2 separate regions of the Homo sapiens genome follow, and region 2 is linked to region 1. A link is an interaction called in ENCODE POLR2A ChIA-PET data of the cell type or tissue named here. Cell type or tissue: Panc1. All regions are shown on one strand. Links, peaks and the distances in the headings refer to the core of each region. The heading gives the core; the rest is flanking DNA. Region 1 has its middle 37 kb from the start of SNORA11C. Region 2 has its middle 33 kb from the start of ZNF41.

Region 1 (4,396 bases), core at 145-4,144:
ATCCAGGATTTTTAGTTATACTTAGTGGGAGGAACGGGGAAAAACGCATCTACCTCATTTTCCCAGAAGTAGAAGTCTTATAAAGTTGATTTGGGTCTTTTACAAACATTTCCCATGTCTCTACTAACTTTGTGAGCATATGCAATAGGTACAATAACTTTTAATATCCTTGTCTGCTAATTTTAACATTTGTGTCAGCTCTGGGTCAGTTTATTGATTGATAGATTATTCTCAATTGTGTCCTGTTTTCTACTAGGAGGCTGAGGCGGGAGGATCACTTGAGTTCGGGAGGTCAAGGCTGCAGTGAGCTGTGATTACGCCACTGCACTCCAGCCTAGGTGACAGACTGAGACTGCATCTCAAAGGAAGGGAAGGGGGAAGGGGGACGGGGGAAGGGGAAAGGGGGAAGAGGGAAGAGGGAAGGGAGAAAGAACGAAAGAAAGAAAGAAAGAAACAAAGAAATTACAAATAAGAAATATGCCAGTGGGCGTTTATTAACAAGAGTTTTCAGTGGAAGTCATCTATGGGCGATATGTCAATGTGTTTATTTCTAAATGGGGAGATTTGTTAGGAGGGGTCATGAATGGGACATTTTGATAGATGTTTTTGAATGGGGTGATTTTTTTTTTCCGCAACAGGTTCATGAATGAAAGATTTGCCAATGGGTAGATATCTCTGAAAGGGGAGATTTGCCAGTCAGGGGGTCATCAATGGGGATATGTCGGTGGGATATTCATGAAAAGGAAAGGCTCAGAAGCGGCCACAGTAGGCAGAATTCTAAGAATGTGCCCCCATATCCCTCACCCCTGTATAAACTCCTTGATTGTAGGTAGAATCTGTGAATATGATGAGATCTCACTTGTGGTTATATTACATTATATAAAAAAGGGATCTTGCAGATATAACTAAGGTTGCTCATCAGTTGACCTTAAAATAGGGAGACTATTCAGATGAGCCTAATCTAAGCACATTAGCCCATCATAAAAGCAGAATTTTCTCCTGCTGGTGGCAGAAGAGGAAATCAGAGAGATTGGAAACATGAGAAGCATTTGACACGTCCTAGCTGGCTTCGAAGATGAAGAGGCCCACACGGTGAGAAATTCAGTCACCCTCTAGGAGCAGAAAACAGCCACTGGCTGACAGCCAGCGAGGAAATGGGGACATCAGTCCTACATACTGCAAGGAGCTGAAGTCTGCCAATAACCTGAACAAGGTTAAAAGTGGGTCCTTTCTGAGAACCTCCAGATAAGAGTCCAGCGTAGCAAATGCTTTGACCTTGGCCTTGTGAGACCATTAGGGAGAGAACCCAATACAACCTGCCAGGACTTCTGACCTACAGAACTGTGAGATAATAAATGGGTATTGTTTTAAGCTGCTAAGTTTGTGGTAATTTGTTATACATCAATAGAAAACTAATACAGCTGGTCAGGCAAGGTGGCTTATGCCTGTAATCCTAGCACTTTGGGAGGCCAAGGAGGGCGGATCACTTGAGGCCAGGAGTTTGAGACCAGCCTGGTCAACATGGCAAAACCCCATATCTACTAAAAATACAAAAATTAGCCAGGCGTGGTGGCGCACCTGTAATCCCAGCTACGGGGGAGGCTGAGACATGAGAATCGCTTGAACCTGGGAGGCAGAGGTGGCAGTGAGCTGAGATTGTGCCACCGCACTCCAGCCTGGGTGACAGAATGAGACTCTGTCTCAAAAAAAAAGAAGGAAGGAAAGAAAGAGAAAGAAAGAAGAAAGAAAGAAAGAGAGAAAAAAAGGAAGAAAAGAAAAGAAAGAAAAAGAAAAGGTAAGGAAAACTAATACAGTTAGTATTTGCCAGTTGGGTATTTGTAAAAGAGGACATATGTCACACTGAGGAGAGGGGGCTCTTTAAGAGAATTGTTTACCAAGGGCTTAGGGATTTGCAAGTTATCGTCTTGGCAATAGTTGGCAATAGTACAGATCTTTATTTATCTACTTTTTGTAGAGATGGGTATCTCCCTATTGCCCAGGCTGGTTTCCAACTCCTCGCCTCAAGCAATCTTCCCACCTTGGCCTCCCAAAGTGGTGGCATTAGACTGTGCCCAGCCCAGTAGAGATTTTTAAACCTGGAGATTTATCAAGTGAGGACTGCATACTGAGGAACTGTTATGGGTTGAATTGTGTCTCCCCAAAAGATGCATTGAAGTCCTAACCCCCAACACTTTAGAATGTGAAAACAGGCACATTATCATCGGGAGAAACTGTGCTCAGAAGTCTTTGAAATGTCGCTACTTGTCAGTGGGGAGATGTTCATACTAAAAATTAGCGTACAAGCATCATAATAAGAATGAAAACATTACAGGCCGGGCCTGGTGGCTCACGCCTGTAATCCCAGAATTTTGGGAGGCCAAAGCAGGCAGATCACTTGAGGCCAGGAGTCCAACACCAACGTGGACAACATGGCAAAACCCCATCTCTACTAAAAATACAAAAATTAGGCCAGGCGTGGTGGCTCACACCTGTAATCCCAACACTTTGGGAGGCTGAAGTGGGCGGATCACCTGAGGTCAGGAGTTCGAGACCAGCCTGACCAACATGGAGAAACCCCGTCTCTACTAAAAATACAAAATCAGCCAGGCGTGGTGGTGCATGCCTGTAATCCCAGCTACTTGGGAGGCTGAGGCAGGAGAATCACTTGAACCCAGGAGGCTGAGGTTGCAGTGAGCCGAGATTGCGCCATTGCACTCCAGCCTAGGCAACAAGAGCGAAACTCTGTCTCAAAAAATTAAAAAAAAAAATACAATAATTAGCCGGGCATGGTGGCGTATGCCTGTAATCCCAGCTACTCAGGAGGTGAAGGTTGCAGTGAGCCAAGATCGCGCTACTGCACTCCAGCCTGGACGACAGAGCCAGACTCTGTCTCAAAAAAAAAAAAAAAGAAAGAAAACATTACAAATGAACATATTATATTTGTGACATCTTTGGGAGAGATTCTCAAAATCATTGAGTTAAACTTGTCAGTGTGAATAAAATTATTGCTACAAATATCATAAGTTGCCATTACTAAAATGTATCACTACTAAGTCATAAATTAAATTATATTTGCCATTACTACTACTAATATAACTAATACAGAGAGCTGGATATGTGCCTAGCATTATTCTAAGCACTGTACATTTATGACTTCATTGTCCCTCAGATTTAGGCATTATTTTTATCCCCATTTTACAGATGCAGAAACTGAGGCATAGAGCGGTAAATATGATTTCCCCAGGGACACATAGCTAAGACAAGGCAGAAACAGAAATGTTTTTCCCTAAAGTTTTATGCAGGCACTAATTAAATTTTTTCTTTTCTTTTTTTTTTTTTTGAGACGGAGTCTCGCTCTGTCGCCAGGCTGGAGTACAGTGGCGTGATCTCGGCTCACTGCAACCTCCGCCTCCCGGGTTCAAGCGATTCTCCTGCCTCAGCCTCTTGAGTACCTGGGATTACAGGCATATGCCACCATGCCTGGCTAATTATTATATTTTTTTTTTTGAGATGGAGTTTCACCCGGCTAATTATGTACTTTTAGTAGAGACGGGGTTGCACCATGTTAGCCAGGATGGTCTCGATCTCTTGACCTCGTGATCCGCCCACCTTGGCCTCCCAAAGTGCTGGGATTACAGGCATGAGCCACCACGCCCTAAATTTTTTTCTTAATGAGGTGGGGTGTGGTGGCTCACACCTGTAATCCCAGCACTTTGGGAGGCCGAGGCAGATGGATCAACTGAGGTCAGGAGTTGGAGACCAGCCTAGCCAACATGGCGAAACCCCGTCTCTACTAAAAAAATACAAAAATTAGCAAGGAGTGGTGGCGTGTGCCTGTAATCCCAGCTACTAGGGAGGCTGAGACAGAATCACTTGAACCCAGGAGGCGGAGGTTGCAGTGGGCCGAGATCGCGCCTCTGCACTCCAGCCTGAGCGACAGAGCAAGACTTCATCCCAAAAATTAAAAATAAAAGTAAACAAATAAATAAATAAATTTTTTTCTTAAAGATAATATTACAAAGACTCAACTTTAAAAAATACTGACCTAGTTCAAATCTTTATTTTTATAATTTCCTATTTTTTAAACTTTATTGAGATGTAATTCACACACGTACAGTACAATTCATCCATTTAACATCACAATTAAATTAGCTTTAGTACATTCAGAGTTGTGCAACCATCACAATAGAATTTTAGAATATTTTCATCACCCCCAAGAGAAACCCAGTACCTGTGAGCAGTCACTCCATTTCTACCACCTACCCCCACCCGAGTCCTAGACAACCACTAATCTACTTTTTGTTTCCCCAGTTTTGCCTACTCTGGACATTTCATATAAATGGAATTATACAATATGTGGTCTTTCCCAACAGGCTTCTTCATTTAACATGTTTTC
Region 2 (4,396 bases), core at 284-4,283, 91 kb before region 1:
TCAAATAGATGAACCTCAAGAATGTCATTTCTATCTTAACCATGGCAATTAGAGATCGAAGATCAAGAACACATGGGGTTTCACATCCTAATATATTCTGGATCAGAATTTGCTGTACAATGGATGGGTGGGGATACAAGTCCTGGAGGGCACTGGGGCAGCAGGGCTGAATGTCAGGGCAGCCTAGGGCATAGGGTGGAAATGTGAGCCAAAGAAAGCTGGAGGCAGGAGAGAAAATGACAAATGTCACTTCTTGGTCCCTTCAGTGACTTCCTCTCAGCCACCTCTCTAGCAACTGAATGCAGGGGTCTGACTTATCTCCCGCCTTGCTGCCAATAACAGGAAGTACTAGAGACAGAGGCCCAGACCCTCCCTCCCAGCTCCTTGATCAATGCCAGGCCCTGACTCATCCCTCCATTTATTCCGGTCACATTGACAAGCTGGAAGAGAAGGGACACGTCAGGTGCAGAGAACACAGGAAGAGAGGTCCTGACTGGGGAGGAGAGTGAGGGGAATCAAATGGGGGGAGCTTCTATTTCTCACCTCTACTCGCTCCATTTATTTTACTGCCACTTCTGCCCCATCCCCCAGGGAGCCCAGGTCCCCACGGTCCCCGGGCCAGGCAGGCAGGTGGGTTCTGGGGGGAAAAGGCGGCTCTCCCAGCACCTCTGTTATGAGATATGTCTCAGGCCTATGGTAGCTAGAGCTGTAAATCACTCTTCCTACCCTAGTCAGTTAGAAGGATGAAGACAGAGTTGTCTCCACATTGGGCCGGAAGATGCCAAGTCTTCATCCAGTGGTGCTGCCTGACAAATTTGTCCTCCTGCACCCATGTGGGGAGCACGTGGTCAGGGCTGAATGCAAATTCCTCACCATCCTGGGTCCAATATAACCAAGTGGAAGTGACTTTTAGCCTAGGCAGTGCCTGGAAGTGACTACAAAGTATATCACACACTTTGAAATTAAGTGTATATTTTATTTTTATTTTTATTTATTTATTTTTGAAACAGAGTCTTACTTTGTCATCCAGGCTGGAGTGCAGTGGCACCATCTTGGTTCACTGCAACCTCTGCTTTCTGGGCTCAAGCAATTCTCCTGCCTCAGCCTCCCAAGTAGCTGGGATTACAGGCGCCCGCCACCACGCCCAGCTGATTTTTGTATTTTTAGTAGAGATGGGGTTTCACCATGTTGGCCAGGCTGGTCTCGAACTCCTGGCCTTAAGTGATCTGTCCACCTCAACCTCCCAAAGTGGTGGAATTACAGGCATGAGCCACAGCGCCCAGCCTATTTTTATTTTATTTTTAAATAAATGCTATTGTGTATAGTTGAGGTTTGCAACATAATGTCATGGGATACGTACATGACTAGATACATGTAGATAGTACAATGATTACTATAGCGAAGCAGATTAGCATAGTATCTATCATCTCACAGTTACTTTCTGTGAGGAGAGCAGCTGAAATCCACTTATTTAGCAAAAATCCCTAATACAATTGTATCAACTTTAGTCCTCATGTTGTACATTGGCCTCCAGACTTGTTCATCGTAGGTATCTGCTATTTTGTATCCTCAGACCTTCATCTCCCCTCCAACCCCTACCCATTGTAACCATTTTTCAACCTCTGTCTCAGTTTATTTGAGCTCTTTTAATTTTTATTTATTTATTTATTTGAGACAAGGCCTTGCTCTGTTGCTCAGGATGGAGTGCAGTGGCACAATCACAGCTCACTGCAGCATTGACCTCCTGGGCTCAAGCGATCCTCCCGCCTCAGCCTCCTGAGTAGCTGGGACCACAGGTGCACGCTACCACACTCGGATAATTTTTTTAATTCTTTGTAGAGACAGGGTGTCACTATGTTACCCAGGCTGGCTTTGAACTCCTAGGCTCAAGTGATCCTTCCAGCTAGGCCTCCCAAAGTTCTGGGATTACAGGCATGAGCCATCATGCCCGCCCCCGCCTGTTTTTTGTTTGTTTGTTTGTTTTTGTTTTGTTTTGTTTTTAAGACAGGGTTTTACTCTGTCTCACAGTGAAACTGAGAGAGTAGAGGTGAGAAATGGAAGCTCCCCCAATTCAATTCCCCTCACTGTCCTCCCCAGTCAGGACCTCTCTTCCTGTGTTCTCCACACCTATGTGTCCTTTCTCCTTCATCTTGTCACTGTGACTGGAATAAATGGAGGGATGAGTCAGGGCCTGGCATTGACTAAGGTGCTAGTCAATGGCTGGGCCTCTGTCTCTAGTATTTCCTGTTGCTTGCGGAGGGGCAGGAGACAAGCCACAGAAAATAACAAGTGTTGGTGAGAATGTGGAGAAATTTGAACTCTGGTGCACTTTTGGTGGGACTGTAAAATTGTGCAACTGATAGGAAACAGTTTGGAGCTTCCTCAAAAAAATAAAAATAGATCTACAATATAATTCATCAATTTCACCTCTGAGCATATATCAAAAACATTGAAAGCCGAGTCTTGAAGAGATATTTGCACACTCATGTTCATAGCCGCAGTTTTTTTTCCCAGGCTGAAGTACAATAGCATGATCATGGCTCGTTGCAGCCTCAAACTCCCAGGCTCAAGCAATCCTCCAACCTCAGCTTCCCTAGTAGCTGGGACCACAGGCATGCACCAGTGCGCTTGACTAATTCTTTCATTTTTCATAGAGACTGAGTCTCGCTATGTTGCCCGGGCGGGTCTCAAACTCCTGGCCTCAAGCAATCCTCCTGCCTTGGTCTCCCAAACTACTAGGATTACAGGCATGAGCCAGTGCACCCAGCCTTATAGCAGCATTATCCACAATAGCCATGAGATGGAAGCAATGTCCATCAATGGATGAATAGATAAATAAAAAATGGTTTATCCATACAATGGAATATTCTTCAGCCTTAAAAAGGAGCTATTCTGATGCATGCTACAACATGGATCAACCTTGAGGACATTATGCTAAGTGAAATAAATCAGTCACAAAAAGATAAACACTGGACCGGGCCTGGGAGGCGGGCGGATCACCTAAGGTCAGGAGTTCGAGACCAGCCTGGCCAACATGGTGAAACCCTGTCTCTACTAAAAATATAAAAATTAGCCGGGCATGGTGGTGGGTGCCTGTAATCCCAGCTACTTGGGAGGCTGAGGCAGAAGAATCCCTTGAACCAGGGAGGTGGAGGTTGCAGTGAGCCGAGATTGCGCCACTGCACTGCAGCCTGGGCAACAGAGCAAGACTCCGTCTCAAAAAAATAAATAAATAAAAGGAAACATGATGTAATCAACTTATTTACACCTGCCCCATTACACCTGCCATAAATTGGAGAGCTGGATCATGCCATGTTTTGGCAGGGATGAGGGGACAGAGGAACTTCATGTCCAGTAGTTGAGAGCAGCTCAGACTCCAATAGTTGATCTGTTGGTTTACCTTTTCCTACTCATGCCTGCTCCTGATAAGCTGTGATTCTCTGTATTGCTGTCTTTCCACTTTTTCAGGGCATCAGTTTGCCCTGTGCCCTCAATTCTCTGACAAATCTGGGAAGAGTTGTTTTGTTTCCGTTTGTTCAGCTCTTTTTCTTGTGAGGATGGGAGTGACAACTTCCAAGCTACAAGATAGTGACTGGTGGGCTTCTGGGATATGGGTGCTCTAGGGGTCAGTGGTTAGAGGCCATATGACTGGTGCCTGTGGGGTAGCTTTTGTTCCATGTGGTCTGGGTGGGGCCTTAGTCTTATGAAATCTATGCTTCTTAGTGATTAAGTGTTTGTAATTAAGGGGTTTGGGGATGAAGTAAGTGAGTTTTGGGGGGACAGTAGATGGAAGTGATTATGGATCAGTGTTTGTTAATCAACACCAGATCCTGGGGTCAGTGTTGCTGAGCGTGTGAAGCAGTGATTAGGAGCCTTTGGAAGTCAGAAAACAGGGTGTTCTATGGAGGTGATTTATAGCGTGTGTACTGGGCCAGTGATTCACAGCCCAGAAATGTCAACGATTGCATCTCTAGGAGATAATTATTAAGAAATAGAATATATGACTCTTGAACATCTATAACAACTCCTTCGTGGTGGGTGGAGCAGACTGTGCATTGTAGGATGTTTAGCAGCATCTCTGGCTTCTACAAACTAGATGCTGATAGCACCTCATTGTGAAAATCAAAACAAACGTCTACAGATATTCCTGAATGTCCCGTGGGGGGCAAGACCACCCCCTGTTAAGACTCACTGCTAGACTCTCGGCTCAGCCTGGCATGGTGGCTCACACCTGTAATCTCAGCACTTTGGGAGACTGAGGCGGGCAGATCACCTGAGGTCAGGAGTTGGAGACCAGCCTGGCCAACATGGTGAAACCCCGTCTCTACTAAAAATACAAAAATTAGCCAGGTGTGGTGGTGCATGCCTGTAATCCCAGCTACTCGGGAGGCTGATG

The links. Peaks named below come from ENCODE experiments on the same cell type or tissue, not always from the same donor. Only the 100,000 strongest peaks of a DNase experiment are listed, where the experiment ranks them.
Region 2: POLR2A ChIA-PET joins it to region 1 with 5 read pairs; 2 of 35 experiments call an interaction of 5 or more read pairs at or near these places.

What each region holds. Positions count from the first base shown.
Region 1 is chrX:47,423,011-47,427,406 of GRCh38, reverse strand. No RefSeq gene overlaps it. Among named protein-coding and RNA genes, the nearest start is that of SNORA11C, 37 kb to the right of the region's middle. In Panc1, for the core only: no CTCF peak of the experiment used is centred there; no DNase peak of the experiment used is centred there.
Region 2 is chrX:47,514,296-47,518,691 of GRCh38, reverse strand. No RefSeq gene overlaps it. Among named protein-coding and RNA genes, the nearest start is that of ZNF41, 33 kb to the right of the region's middle. RefSeq lists a silencer at 2,116-2,316. In Panc1, for the core only: no CTCF peak of the experiment used is centred there; a DNase peak (open chromatin) is centred at 2,152.